2 separate regions of the Homo sapiens genome follow, and region 2 is linked to region 1. The links are chromatin loops, found by intact Hi-C in ENCODE. Cell type or tissue: ascending aorta. All regions are shown on one strand. Links, peaks and the distances in the headings refer to the core of each region. The heading gives the core; the rest is flanking DNA. Region 1 overlaps SOX12 (SRY-box transcription factor 12). Region 2 has its middle 4.4 kb from the start of FKBP1A-SDCBP2.

Evidence for each region. Hi-C counts contacts between places; a loop is a spot of excess contacts. Peaks named below come from ENCODE experiments on the same cell type or tissue, not always from the same donor. Only the 100,000 strongest peaks of a DNase experiment are listed, where the experiment ranks them.
Region 2: it touches region 1 in a loop (2.9-fold over the local background); 2 of 110 quality-filtered maps call a loop at or near these places.

What each region holds. Positions count from the first base shown.
Region 1 is chr20:326,839-333,630 of GRCh38, reverse strand. SOX12 (SRY-box transcription factor 12) reads right to left here. Exons shown (of 1, transcript NM_006943.4): 1 at 3,407-6,792. The coding sequence ends at 6,759. Among named protein-coding and RNA genes, the nearest start is that of SOX12, 4.7 kb to the right of the region's middle. RefSeq lists an enhancer at 2,712-3,006 and silencers at 6,190-6,479, 6,520-6,589. In ascending aorta, for the core only: CTCF peaks have their summits at 2,663 and 2,871 (motif pointing right); DNase peaks (open chromatin) are centred at 2,880 and 3,111; H3K27ac peaks cover 540 bases.
Region 2 is chr20:1,394,159-1,400,950 of GRCh38, reverse strand. No RefSeq gene overlaps it. Among named protein-coding and RNA genes, the nearest start is that of FKBP1A-SDCBP2, 4.4 kb to the right of the region's middle. In ascending aorta, for the core only: a CTCF peak has its summit at 3,044; no DNase peak of the experiment used is centred there.

The DNA of each region.
Region 1 (6,792 bases), core at 1,701-4,200:
CAGCTCAGCCTCCCGAGTAGCTGGGACTATAGGCTCACGCCACTGTGCCTGGATACTTTTTTAAATTGTATTTTTTAGAGGCAGGGTCTTGTTTCCTTGCCCAGGCTGGTCTCAAACTCCTGGCTTCAAGTGATCCTCCCACCTCGGCCTCCCATAGTGCTGGGATTACAGGCATGAGCCACCATGCCCAGCCTAGACCCTTAAGAATGTTTGTTGAATGGGTGGGTGAATGTGCTGAGGCATGGAGTCCAGTCCAGAGTCATTCCTTCCTTATGAAGCTTACATACAAATTAGAGAGAGAGAGACAAAAAGTAAAAACTACAGGTGATAAATGCCAGATAGTGATAAATGCTATTCAGAAAAATAAAGCAAAGTAACAGGATAGTTTATGGAGGATGTTACTTTATATGGATGGTCAGGGAGGACACTGTGAGGTACTCCCTGTGCCTACTCTAGGGCGCCCTGGGAGCTGAGACCTGAAGGAAGTAAGACATGTGGCTATCTGGAGGAAGGGTATTTTTTTGTTTGTTTTTTGAGGTGAAGTCTCGCTTTGTCTTGCCCAGGCTGGAGTGCAGTGATGCGATCTCAGCTCACTGCAGCCTCTGCTTCCTGGATTCAAGTGATTCTCCTGTCTCAGCCTCCTGAGTAACTGGGACTGCAGGCATGTGTCACCACGCCCAGCTAATTTTGTATTTTTAGTAGAGAAGGGGTTTCGCCATGTTGGCCAGGCTGGTCTCGAACTCCTGACTTCAGGTGATCCACCCACCTGGACCTCCCAAAGTGCTAGGATTAGAAGCGTGAGCCACCTCGCCCAGCCGGAGGAAGGGTATCTTAAGCAGAGGGAAAAGCATGTGCAAAAGCCTTCAGGCGGAAGTGTGATTGGCACTTTTGAGGAACAGCAAGACCAGTGTGACTGGGCATGTGAGAAACAGAAAAAGTAGAAGATGAAGCCGAGGCTGAGCCACAGGCTACTTCTTATGGGGCTTTGCAGGCCATGCTGAGGACTCTGGCTTCTACTGAATGAGAGTCTTTGGAGAATTTTGAACAGTGGCAGGGTGTGCTGGGATTTACAGTTTAACCAGATCACTCCGGCTGCTGTGTGGACAATAAGACTATGAGTGGGGCAAAGGAAAACGCAAGGAGCCCTTCGTATGCCCTTATATCCTGGACCCAGAGGCCATGGAAGATGTGAGAAGTGACAAGACACAGGGCATATTTTGAAGGTAGAGCCAACAGGGTATAAGGGAGATGGCGCTGGGAGGAAAAGAGGCATCAAGGATAACTGAGAGGCTTTAGCCTTTCATTTCACATCAGCTGTGCAGATGTGGTCTGTGGAAGCAGGCTTGGGAGCACTGTGGAAACAGTTCATTTTTTGGCATGTCCAGTTTGAGGTGCCAATTAGATATATCAGTGGAGATGACAAGAAGGCAGCTAGTCTAGTCATGTCTGGGATGGAGATGTAGACCTGAGAATTCTCAGCTATGATACTTCAGCTTCCCAAGTAGCTGAGACTACAGGTGTGTACCACCGTGCCTGGCTAATTTTTTTAAAAAAAACTTTACTAGAGATTAGGTCTTGCTATGTTGGCCAGGTTGGTCTTGAACTCCTGGACTCAAGAAATCCTCCCACCTTGGCCTCCCGAAGTGCTGGGATTACAGGTGTGTGATAAGCAGAATTCTAAGATGGCCCCCAAGATTCCCAGTCTCTGGTGTAGCTGCCCTAGACAGCCTCCTCCCTTTTGAGTGTGGGCAAATCTAGTATGACAGCTGTCACTCTTATAAGGCTACAATATACTGCAAAGGTGAAGGGATTTTTTGCAGATATAAAATCCCACATTAGTTGATGCCTAATCAAAAAGGAGATTTTCCTGGGTGAGTCTGACCTAATTAGGGAAGGCTTTTTTTTTCTCTCTCTCTTTTTCCTTTTTTTTCTTTTTTTTTTTTTGAGACAGAGTCTTGCTCTGTCGCCCAGGCTGAAGTGCAGTGGCTTGGTCTTGGCTCACTGCAACCTCCGCCTCCCAGGTTCGAGTGATTCTCCTGCCTCAGCCTCCCAAGTAGCTGGGATTACAGGCGACTGCCACCACGCCAGGCTAATTTTTGTATTTTTAGTAGAGAAGGGGTTTCACCATTTGGCCAGGCTGGTCTCGAACTGCTGACCTCAGGTGATCCACCCACCTTGGCCTCCCAAAGTGCTGGGATTACAGGCATGAACACACCATGCCCAGCCAGGAGAGGCTTTTAAAAGAGAGCTTAAACCTTCCCTGAGCCAAGTGACTCCAAGCAGCAGAAAAATTCTCCTCTGGCCTTGACAAAATAAGTTGCAATATTGTGAGAAGGCTGGGGAGGCCCTGTGGGGGCCATGTGGCAAGAAACTGAGCAGCTTGTAGTAATCAAGAGTGGTACTAACTGACAGCCAGCAATAGAACAGGGATCTCTGTCCTATAAGCACAAAGAACTGAATTCTGCCCACTACCGTGAGAGCTTGGAAAAGGCTGCTGAGCTCCAAGAAGGAATGCGGGCCACCAGCACCCCAGCTGCTGCCTTGTGAGATCCTGAGCAGAGACCCAGCTAAGGCATGCTGGACTCCTGATGCATGGAGACTGAAATAACAAATGCATGTTGTTTTACACTGCTAAGCTTGTGGCAATTTGTTACGCAGCAATAGATGAGAAACAATACATCAGCGTATGGTGTTTTGAAAGCCTTGGAAGCAGGGTGGCTCACACCACCCAGGCAAGGGGCATGACCCAGCAATGAGTCAATGCATGAATGGAGTGAGACTCGAGTGGGACTCAGTTCCTTGGCCTGGGACACACCCCGACTCCCACCTCCCAACTGCACAGAACCTTGGTTCTACTCCTCTTAGCCACTAGGTGGCCCCAGAGACCCCATAAGGAGCTGTCTCCCCGACCTTTCAGGTCAGCATCTGAAATGGAAGGAACCAAAATGAGATGGTCCCTCTTCTAGTCCTATTACCGACTCCCAGTACAGCCCACAAAGGGGAAGAGGCTTGCCCAAGGTTCCACAGCTCTAGCATTATCTCCGGTCAGGCATTTTACCGTGCACCCCATTCCAGGCTATTCTGTAAGACAAACTCAGATGACGACCTCCCTCCCACCTGCTTTTACCAGGGGACGGACTGGCAGTGAGAATGGCATCAGCAGGGGGCCCTGGAAGGCCTTCGGGCTGAGGCTGGAGTCTCTAATTGACGTGACTGGTGTGCAGACTAGGAAAGTGTGCAGCCCCTAGTTTGGTGCTGATGGCATCGGTGAACAGACTCTTGACATTAGGATACATCCGACCGGCCTAGCTGCAGTTGCTGGGCCACTGACCCAATTCCCTTTGTCCAGTCTCTTGAACCCTCTGTTGTAGACTGGGTTTCTCTAGAAACAGACAATGAGACTGAGTTTGGGTTGCAAGATGTTTATTAGGAATAAGCACCTGTGAAAAGAAGAGGAAGAAGAGGAAGCAGGCCTGGGCATAGGAAGTCAAATTGTGCTGCAGGCCTGACGAAGCCCTGGCTGGCCTGGGCCTGCTGGGAGTACTGTCTGTCAGTGTCCGTCCCATGTTGGATTGAAATGACCAGGTGTTTATACCATGCCTCACTCAGACACCAGATACAGGCTGCCCCAGGAAGGGCGTGGTCTCAGGTGAAGTGGCTCTCTGCAGCTGCGGCCACCCTGATGGCACTTCCCATAGCTGGGGAAGTCCTCCCTTGAAGGGAGTTCTGGGGGCAGCTGTCCCTATCTTCCACACCTTCTCAACTCTACCTCCTCTTACTTCGCCAGCTTGCTTTCAACCAGAGAAGCTGAGAAGAAGCAGTCACTGTAATTTCCACACTCAGCCCTGGCTCCTACTGGGAAAACAGAGGCTTTGTCCCAGCTTAGGAATACACTGGATCTGACAGATGAGAATTAGGGGGAGGGGTGTCAGAGGGACAAAGGAGGGAAAAGCCTTGGACTCAGTTGTAAAACACCAGTCAGAACCTCAAAGACAAGAATCACTAGACTTCTGTTGCTCTTTGGTCATTCAGTTAATCTACTCTGCAGGCCAATGTGCGCCAGGCACTGGGACCAATCCCACCACTCCAGGCCCTCAGCTGGGGGCCTAACACAATCTGCAGATTCAAACAGGGAGGGAGAGGCAGCACCCCGAAGCCATGCTTCACCAGGAAGCAGAACCAAGCCCTGTCTCTGACCCTGGCTGCTTGCAGGCCCTCCTTTAAGTTGCTTTCCTGCCTGACCCCGTTTCCTCCTCTGACAATGGAGTAACACGATGGGCACCATGGTGAATGCTTCTCACCTCAAACTTCATTTCATCCTGTGAAGCAGCTATTATTATTATCCCCACGTTATACATATGGAAAGAGTCACACGGGTGCTCAGTGGTGGAGCTGGGCTTTGAGTCCAGACAGTGTGGCCCAATCTTGCTTCTTAGTCCTCATTAAAGGCACAGAAAGGCATGGCCAAGCCAGCCCCCTCGGACCAGACCTGCCTGCATACTTGTTTCATTTGGCCCACAGAAATTTTAAAATATGAGTCTCATTTTGAAATTAAGATGACTCAGAAACATCCATCCAGCTTTTCTTGAAAAATCTGGCCACCTGGCCACTGTGGACTGCATTCCCACAGGGTCACAACTGGCAGGAGGTAGGCCCCTTGAAGTGGGTCATGACACCACTGTCCACCCAGAGTCACTCGTCTATGTTACCTGCCTGGTCCCTACAGGGATGAGTTTGCTATTCTTCATGAAGGCCAGGGAGTCCTGACATAGAGGCCTAGACAGGCAAGGTGGCTTGCCCTGGGACACCCAGCTCGGGCCCAAATCACACGGACTTGAATCTGGCAAACTGTTTAGGGAGGGTTGAGGAAGAGCACAGACATGCAGAACCACAGGGCAAGGTCGGGGCAAATACACTTTATTCAGTCCTGGCATCAGACTGGCGGAGTCCTGCTGTGGGTGCCAGTGCCCCAGACAGAGGGACCCCACCCCTCAGCTACGAGACTAGTTCTCCAAGACCACAGACAGTGACATCTCTTCACTCACATGACGTTTTTTTTTTCATTGTCTTTTTTTGTTGTTGTTGTTTTTCTTAAAAAAAAAAAAAAAAAAAATAGAGCGCAAGAAAGGCCCAGAGCCGGAGCACCAAGCTTAAAGGAGGCAGCTGGTGGCTTTGTCAGCGACGGGAACGCGTGGGGCAGAGACCTGCAGAGACCCTGGGCAGGGGTCCGGAGGACTCTGGGACCGTTTGTTCCTGAGATTTGTGTGTGTGAATGAGAGTGTGTGAGCCACCCGGGAGGGTGAACACACGCCGGTGAGATACAGGTAGTGAGGGCAAGGGGGGTGTGGGGAGGCCGGAGGGGCGGGGCGGGGCAGAGAGATGGCGGCGTGAGAGGGGCCACAGCAACAGGGACAGGGCTCCCGAGGGCACCCTGAACTGGACACAACTTCCTCCTAACAGCAGCGTTCTCCCCATTTCTCACGTGGAAAAACCGAGGTGCAAACGGCCCATCACTACTCGGAATCCATTCTCAGTCTCACTGGCCAAGTCGATGGTCTCTCCCAAACCAGATGTTTAAAAGCGAGAGTCTTCCTGCCATCACATCTGCTCTCCACGCCTCAGTCCCAAACCCCTAGCACCAAAGTGCCTCAGTTTTTCCCGCTGTATACTGCAGCTTGAGTACTGAGGGTGGACCTGGGTGACAGGAAGGGCCGGTGCGCTCAGGGAGGAGCCCAGGTTGCGGGTGCCCTGAGGTGAGGGGGCACTTCCCAGGAGGGGGTGGGGAAGGTGCAGCAGGGATCCTGTCCCCAGACAGACTGGTAAGGTGCCTTGGTTTTTAGTTTTCTTGGGTGGTCCCTTCCTCTACTGCTGGATTTCCAGAGAAAGACCTTACCTCTCAATTCCCAGTTGGGGGGAAAAAGGGACGTATAGGTAGGCTGTAGAGGCAGCCACGCGACCGGAGAGGTGGTGCGCGTGGGTGTAGGAGACCCCATACCGGAAAAGGGGCTATGCCACTTGGGAGAGTTTCAGGCCCAAACCAACCCTTCCGAGTGCTCCTCCCATTAAGGCAGCGACGCCCCGTTGGCTGGAGAGGAAACCTAGGGCTCCCGGATCAAAGGATTTCCCAGGATCGCTCTACACTCGCCCCCGCTTTTGCCCGGAGCGGGCGAAGAGTGCGGCTCCGCTGGGACCAGCCCCCTCCTCCCCAGAAGCATTAAGCATGCGCACGAAGGGGGTGGGCCCCAGCGGAGGGGCGGGCCCTAGCGCTCCGGGGATAAAAGGGGTGCGCCCCTCCCCCCAGGGAAGGGAGGGGCGCAGGAGGCGCGTGCGTTGCCACCCGGCCGCATCGCCCCCCTAACCCAGAGAAGGCGGGCCGGGCGAGGGAGGAGAGATTCCGGAGCAAAGGAGGGGGCGGGTCCTCCGGCCACGAGGAGGGGCGTGTGCAAAAGGGGGGAGGGGTGCAGGTCTGTAGGAGAGGACGGGAGGTGTATCGGAGGGGGCTGGCTGCTGGTGGCTGTGCAGGAGGGGGCGACGTGGGGAGGGGCTTGGGTGTCGGGGAAGGGGTGGGGGTTGGGCTGCCTTGGGGTGTGTCTGCGGGGGAGGGGCATGTCTGGATCTGAGGGGGGATGGGCACGTCCAGGAGGGGGCAGGCTGCGCGGGAGATGGGGTGCCAGCCTCGGCCTCCGAGGGGCCCCAATACCTGATTCCTGTATGTAAACAGCTGGTTTGGGGGCGTGCGCGCCCCGCTGACGGTGGGCTCAGTAGGTGAAAACCAGGTCTGCGATGCTAGAC
Region 2 (6,792 bases), core at 1,994-4,493, 1.1 Mb before region 1:
GACTGTGTCGTGACCCCGGTCGGCCTTCTCCGCATCTTCGCACTCAAGCTCAGCTGGCTCATGGCCTATACTGGAGGGGCCAGGCCCATGGCTGGCCACCCTGGGTTCCTCCAGTCTCCTGTTCCATGGTCACACACACCTTGAGGGCAACCACACAGTTTGTCCATCTCCTGTAAAAACACAAGCATACCCTCTTCCCCATGTCAGTAAAGCCACCAGACCTTTCCATTGTCCTTCTTCTGGGGATTTCCATAACACTTTTGGATACACTTTCCTCTTTTCCTCTAACACTTGCCAATGTCTTTCTGCTGGAGTCTTACCATCCATACCAGGAATCAAAAAATTTAAAGTAAATAAAGCTAAATGTAATTTTGTTTGAGGTGGTAACTGGTCTCCTAATCCCCCTTTTTGTTTATTCAACATACATTGTAATGTTTGATGTACCCGCTCTATAATGCCTTGTCCTCAAGGGATGTAAGGAATTCCTGTTTTATGGGTTATAGCCCAAAGCTGTAAGAAATTTTGAAAAGCATGACTAGTATAAGCGGGTCCATTGTCAGTTTTTAATTGTTTAGGAATCCCCATATGAGCAAATGATGACAGACAATGTGGCCGTACATGACCAGCTGTCTCACCTGTTTGGCATGTAGCAGGCAGCATATGAGAATAAGTGAAACAAATTAAGCAGTTCGGGGTCTAGAGTACTTTTAATTGTAGCAGTTTCTATGCGACTGGTTACATTCACAACATAGGCTGAATCACAGACAATGTTGATAGGATCTGCAGCTGTGAGCTGTAAAACCTGAATGACTGCAATCAACTCTGAGTGTTGAGCTGAAACCCCAGAGGTCATTATTGTTTGAGTATGTTTAGGTCCATAAATAGCTGCATGACCTTTGGAAGAGCCATCAGTAAAATAAGTCTGGCCACCTGGAATAAGCTTGTGATGAGTAATCACAGGAAGAATGAAAGAATGGACTTTATAAAACTGCAAAATTTTGTCTGAGGGATAATGAAATCAAAGGTTTCTGTAGCTGTAGCTGGGAGGCATGCCATTGCCGAACTCAACTTCTGCCTCTGGTTAATTGCCGCGGGGAATCTAAAGAAGAATCTCCCTGCGGGGTTTAACCTGCCTTTCCAGTTACTGATATCGGGTTAGGGTTTCCTTGTAGGGATTTCCCTAAACCTTTCCCACTCTGATATCCCATGTCCTTCAACATTTTAAATCCTGGGTTATCAAAGTTTTCATATGTAAGTCTCATATCCCATGCTGTAAATCTCGATAAACTGATATGGCTATCAATTTATAGCCATAAATTGATAGCTATATTTTCAACATAAGGCTGAAAAGTACATGATTGTCCATCCAGACCAAGACAAGATAAAAATCTCAGCACTCTGTTGAACACTTTTAGCTGCTCCTACTCCCACTAGGGATGTGGCAGTTATTCTGAGAGGCCATGCTGGGGGCCAGTCCTTACTGGATATTACTGACACATCAGCTCTTGTGTCCATAAGCCCATAAAATTTCTTTCCTTTAATTTGTACTACACAGGTGGGCCTACTAGAGGCTATAGATTGTGATAAATAGATTTCTCGTGTAGTTGTGCTCCCAAACCCTTTATTTCCTTGTTTCTCCTTTAGTGGAGAAGGGTATAATTTGCAGGGAATAAGCAATAATTGTGCTATATATTCTCCCAGTTCAAAAACCCAAAGATCTTGTGACATTAAAACTACTTGAATTTCTCCTTCATAATCAGAGTCAACAACTCCTGGGACTACAGTAATGCTTTGCAAGTTAAGGTGGCTTTTGCCTAAAATTAGTCCCCTGTATCCTGCTGGTAAAGGTCCCCAGATGCCAGTGGGAATTTTGATAGGTTTGTCTCCACCAACTAACATTACCTGTTCTCTGACTGGGAGATCTAATCCTGCACTTCTGGGTGTTCCTGGAATGAGGGAATCAATGTTTCTCCTGGGACCCGCCCCTGAAATGGGGTTGTGGTCTGAACTGGGAATGCCCTCATTGTTTGAGGGACCCAGGTCCAGGCCCCCTTCTCGTTTCCCGACAGTGGGGGATGCCATTCTGATGAAATCTTGAGCGGCACTGATTACCCCAGTGATTTCCTTTGTTACAGCGAGGAGAGTCCTGGCATGTTTTCCACTATGGAGGGAGGGGTACTGCATTATAAGATCCTTTCTGTCCTGAGATCTGGCAGCATTCCTTTTTAAAATGTCCAGTTTTTCCACAATTATAACATTTTCCTACTTTAGGGCTTAATCCTTGGCTCCTTTTAGATTTGTCAACTGCTAGATTAGCCATTGCTTGCGCTAACATTGAAGACCCATGAAGCTCAGTTCCTACATCCTGACAAGCTCTGAGAAAAGTTTTTTGTACACCTCACAGGTGCCAGTGCACGTTTACAATCTGCGTTTGCATTCTCAAAAGCTAAAGTTAAGGTTAGCATTTCCGTGGCAGTGGCAAGAGGAATTTGATGCTTCACTGCCTCTTGTAATCTTGCAAGAAACTGCGCGTAGGGTTCCTGTGACCCTTGCATGATATGTAAAAAGGACAGTACTGGGACTCCCTCTTCAGGAATTGTGGCCCAGGTGTGTTTAGCAGCCTGTGCACACTGCTGATAAGCAGCGTCTGGGAGTGCCATTTGACGTTCCAGGTCTGAATAAGGGCCATTACCCAATAGCATATCCTCTGTAATGTCTCCATGTCCAGCAATATGGTTCTGTCTAGCCTGGTCTGCACACAGTTCTTGCCAATTTAAATACCACGTCAGATATGCACTAGCAGACAAGCAAGTTTGAGCCAAGTGTTTTACATCAAAGGGTAGAAGACACATAGCACCAAATGCAGATTCTACCAATCCTAAAGTGAATGGGCTCTGTACCCCATTATTAGCTACACTCGTTACACTTACAGAAATAGGAAAAGTACAAGGTCCTAAGGGCTCCCCTTAGCTATGGCAGCAGAGCATAAAATTCTTTGTATTGGGGTCACTATTTCTGCTACCAAAGGAGGCGGTACAGATGTTTCTGCAACTGGAGGGGGCGGTGTAGGCCAATTTTTATCCTCCCTCTCCATTTTTTATTTTCAATTGGAGCTGTGGGTGGGACAACAGATTCTTTCAGATTTTTTAGACTCAGCCTGCTGTCCAGCAGAATAATAAGGAGATAGCAGAAGAACAGTACGAACTAGACTCCAAGTGGAGAAAACAGAAGAATCAACTTTAGGACCTTTTTGATGAGCCTGTTTTAATCCTTCTCCTGGTCTATCCCAATTTTCCACATCAAGAGTGCCTGCCTGTGGAAACCATGGGTTATGCGTAATAACCTTTTGTGGCTTCTGCAGGAGGTTAGTTAGTGCCTGCGAATTAACCTGAGCTCCAGACTGTCTCAACAGAACTTTAAGCAACTGCACATGATGTTTTTCTTCAATAGACAAATTCTGCTTCATGTTACCCTGATTCAGAAAACTTCCCATTCCAAGTACTTCTTTAGAGCACTGACCTTATATCGTTCCCAGTACCTCTTTAGGGCACTGACCTTCTATCTGCTGCCAGCAGACTCATCCTGGGGTCCCCGTTCATCTTGTCAATTTCAATTCCTCTGCTCCAGCAGAGCTTCTTCATTCACGTCTTCAAAGTCCCTGTGTTCAGATGCCACGTGTCCGACATCCTTGGAGTCCCTGTTCTGGGTCGCCACTTGTCACCTGCACAGACCTTGGGGGACTGAACAAAGGGGGCAAACATGGGAATAAAAGACAAAGACAAGAGAGCATATTTGAAAGAAGGGGTCAGGGGGCTCCTTGCTTCTGGTAAACAGGGGGCCTGAGCTTTAGAGCCCTTCACATTTATTAGGCAAAAGAGATAGCAAGAAGTGGGGGGTGATTGTCGGTTAGCAGTTTGATTTACAGCAGGCTTGCAAGACTGCAGTCTTTGAACAATAGGATCTAGATGTCCCAGTAGATAATCTCAATGAGCATGGCGCCAGGGCCCTCAGCAAACCTCCTGGCGGCAGGCGCAGTTGTGAGTTTGCCCACATCCTGCATTCATGATAAACAGTTTGCTGTTTGATCATATATCCTTCAGTGGAATGCTGAGTTGGTCACAATCCCTTTGGCCTTTTCAGCTCCCAACAGATGGGTACAATAGCAGAATGGAGATTGCAGGGAAACATGCCAGTGATCTCAAAGATAGAAAAATAGAAATTATCCAATCTGAACAACAGAGAAAAAGGACTGGGGGGAGCTGAACAGAACTTCAGGCACCTGTGAGACAATTCCAAAATATCTAATGTTCGTGTTACCAGGATCTGAGAAGAACAGGAGAAACAGAATGGAGCAGAAGAAAATATCTGAAGAAATAATGGCTGAAAACTTCCCAAATGTGGTGAAAGGCATACACCTATAGACTCAGGAAGCTGAGTAAACCACAAACAGGATAAACCAAAGGAAATCCAACCCCCATTTTTCAGGTTTTAGAACTTCAGGGAGGGAGTCACTTCCCCTTGTCATGAGGGATGCTTATGACTTCAGACTGAAATGATTCCCTGTCTCCTGTTACACAAAGAGAGTGAAAATAAATTTAATCAGTTCAGAATGATATTAAATGAAAGTCAGAATCTCCTGCTCTTTCTCCCAGTTCCATCTCTTAGAGTCACTCACTCTTTCTGTTTTTTGTTCTGGTTTGCTAAGGGTGATCCCAAAGAACTTAACTACTTAACAGAGTTGTTAATAACTAGGCTATATATAAACAGAATCTAAATTAATTTAGAAAGGAACTCTCCCAGTTACTTCAAAAAATCAGATAAATGCTTAATAAGTGCCCCTTGTCCCCAGGTCCAATTCATCTTAGGTCTGGTGGCAGAACTGATAGCTACATGCTTTCCTGTGTTTTCCCAAAGCACTGAGGAAGAAGTGGTGCAAATGTGAGGTTCTTGGGGAACCCCCATCTATATAAACAAAGCTTATATCCATGGATTGAGATGGCCACTGTCTCAAAGGCAGGTCTATGTTTTGAACCGATACCCAATTCAGAGCCATGAGAGAGACCACAGGATGAATGTGAGGCAAGCCTTATTCTGCTAGGCTTCAGGGAAAACGGAATCCAGGAACTCTCTCGCCCCTGGTTGCTCTCATTCTCCATCATTTATTCTCGCTGCAGTCTGATTTTCTCTAGGTGGTGTGAAGCAGTGTCCTGGCGACTGCTGGGGCCCTCTTTTTAATTTCATCTTTCGATCTCCATTCTTCCATTCTATGAGCACAGAACCTCTGATTTTAGTTGGGTGTGTGTACACCCAGAATGAAGACTTTATTCCCTAGCCTCCCATGCAGCTAAATTTGACCATATAACTAAGTTATAGTCAATGTGAAGTATAACGGGAAGAGATGTGTGCAATTCTAAGTCGTACCCTTAAAGGAAAAGGGAATGTACCCCCCATTCCTCCTTTCCCCCTTCCCACTAGCTGAGATGAAAATATGTTGGAGAGCCAACTTGGACCATGCATATGAGGGTAGGATTCTAAGGATGGGGAGCCACAAGTAGAAGAAGGATGAGTCCCTGGGCAGCCTGTGAAGTCCTACCTGCACTGAACCACCTGCCTCTGAACTGTTACATGAGAGAGACAGCAACTTCAGCCTCTTTTCAGCCACAGTTAATTTGGTTCTGTTACAGCCTGTATTCTTACTACATTAAAATTTCCAAAGCAGTCACGAGCTCACTGAGATTTTAGGAAAGGGGACATAGATGAGGGTTGGGGTGTCAAAAAACTGTGAGGTCATGTTTAAAACACTACAGGAGCTGGTATGGTTTAGTTCTGTGTCCCCACCCAAATCTTATCTTGAATTGTAATCCCTATAATCCTGAGGTCAAGGGAGGGACCCGGTGGGAGGTGATTGGATGGTGGGGGTGGTTTCCCCCATGCTGTTCTCATGGTAGTGAGTGCATTCTCATGAGAAATGATGGTTTTATAGGTGTTTGACAGTTCCTCTTCACATACTCTCTCTCATGCCTGCTGCTGTGTAAGATATGCCTGCTTCCCCTTCTGCCATGATTGTAAGTTTCCTGAGGATTCCCAGCCATGCAGAACTGTGAGTCAATTAAACCTCTTTCCTCCATAAATTACCCAGTCTCAGGAATTTTTTTTTTTTTTTTTTTTTTTTGAGACTGGTTCTCACTCTGTCACCCAGGCTGGAATGCAGAGGTGCAATCTTGGCTCACTACAACCTCCGCCTCCTGGTTTAAGCAATTCTTATGCCTCAGCCTCTCAAGTGGCTGGGATTACAAGCCTGTGCCACCATGCCTGGCTAATTTTTTTGTATTTTTAGTAGAAACTGGGTTTCACCATGTTGGCCAGGCTGGTCTTGAACGCCTGGCCTCAAGTGATCTGCCCGCCTCAGCTTCCCAAAGTGCTGGGATTACAGGCATGAGCCACCGTGCCCAGCCTCAGGTATTCTTTATAGCAGTGTGAGAATCGACTAATGCAGAAGCACACACACACACAGATCAGAGAAAGATTAGTCACATGTGCCTCCTTATGTCCTAGACCATGTCACAGTGTTCTCTTGCGTTACAGTGCCTCTGCAGGTACTGCTCCTTCTGCCTCCCCTTACCCCAACACATACACACAATTGGCCTTCTAACCTTGGCTAAACCTGGCTAAACCTGGCTAACTCAGGGAAATATCTGACCACATTCCAGACTAAGTGAGGCATCTCTGTTATATTAACACGCCCCTCACAGCATGTATTACTGTCTCATAATATTACAGATTTGAAACTTT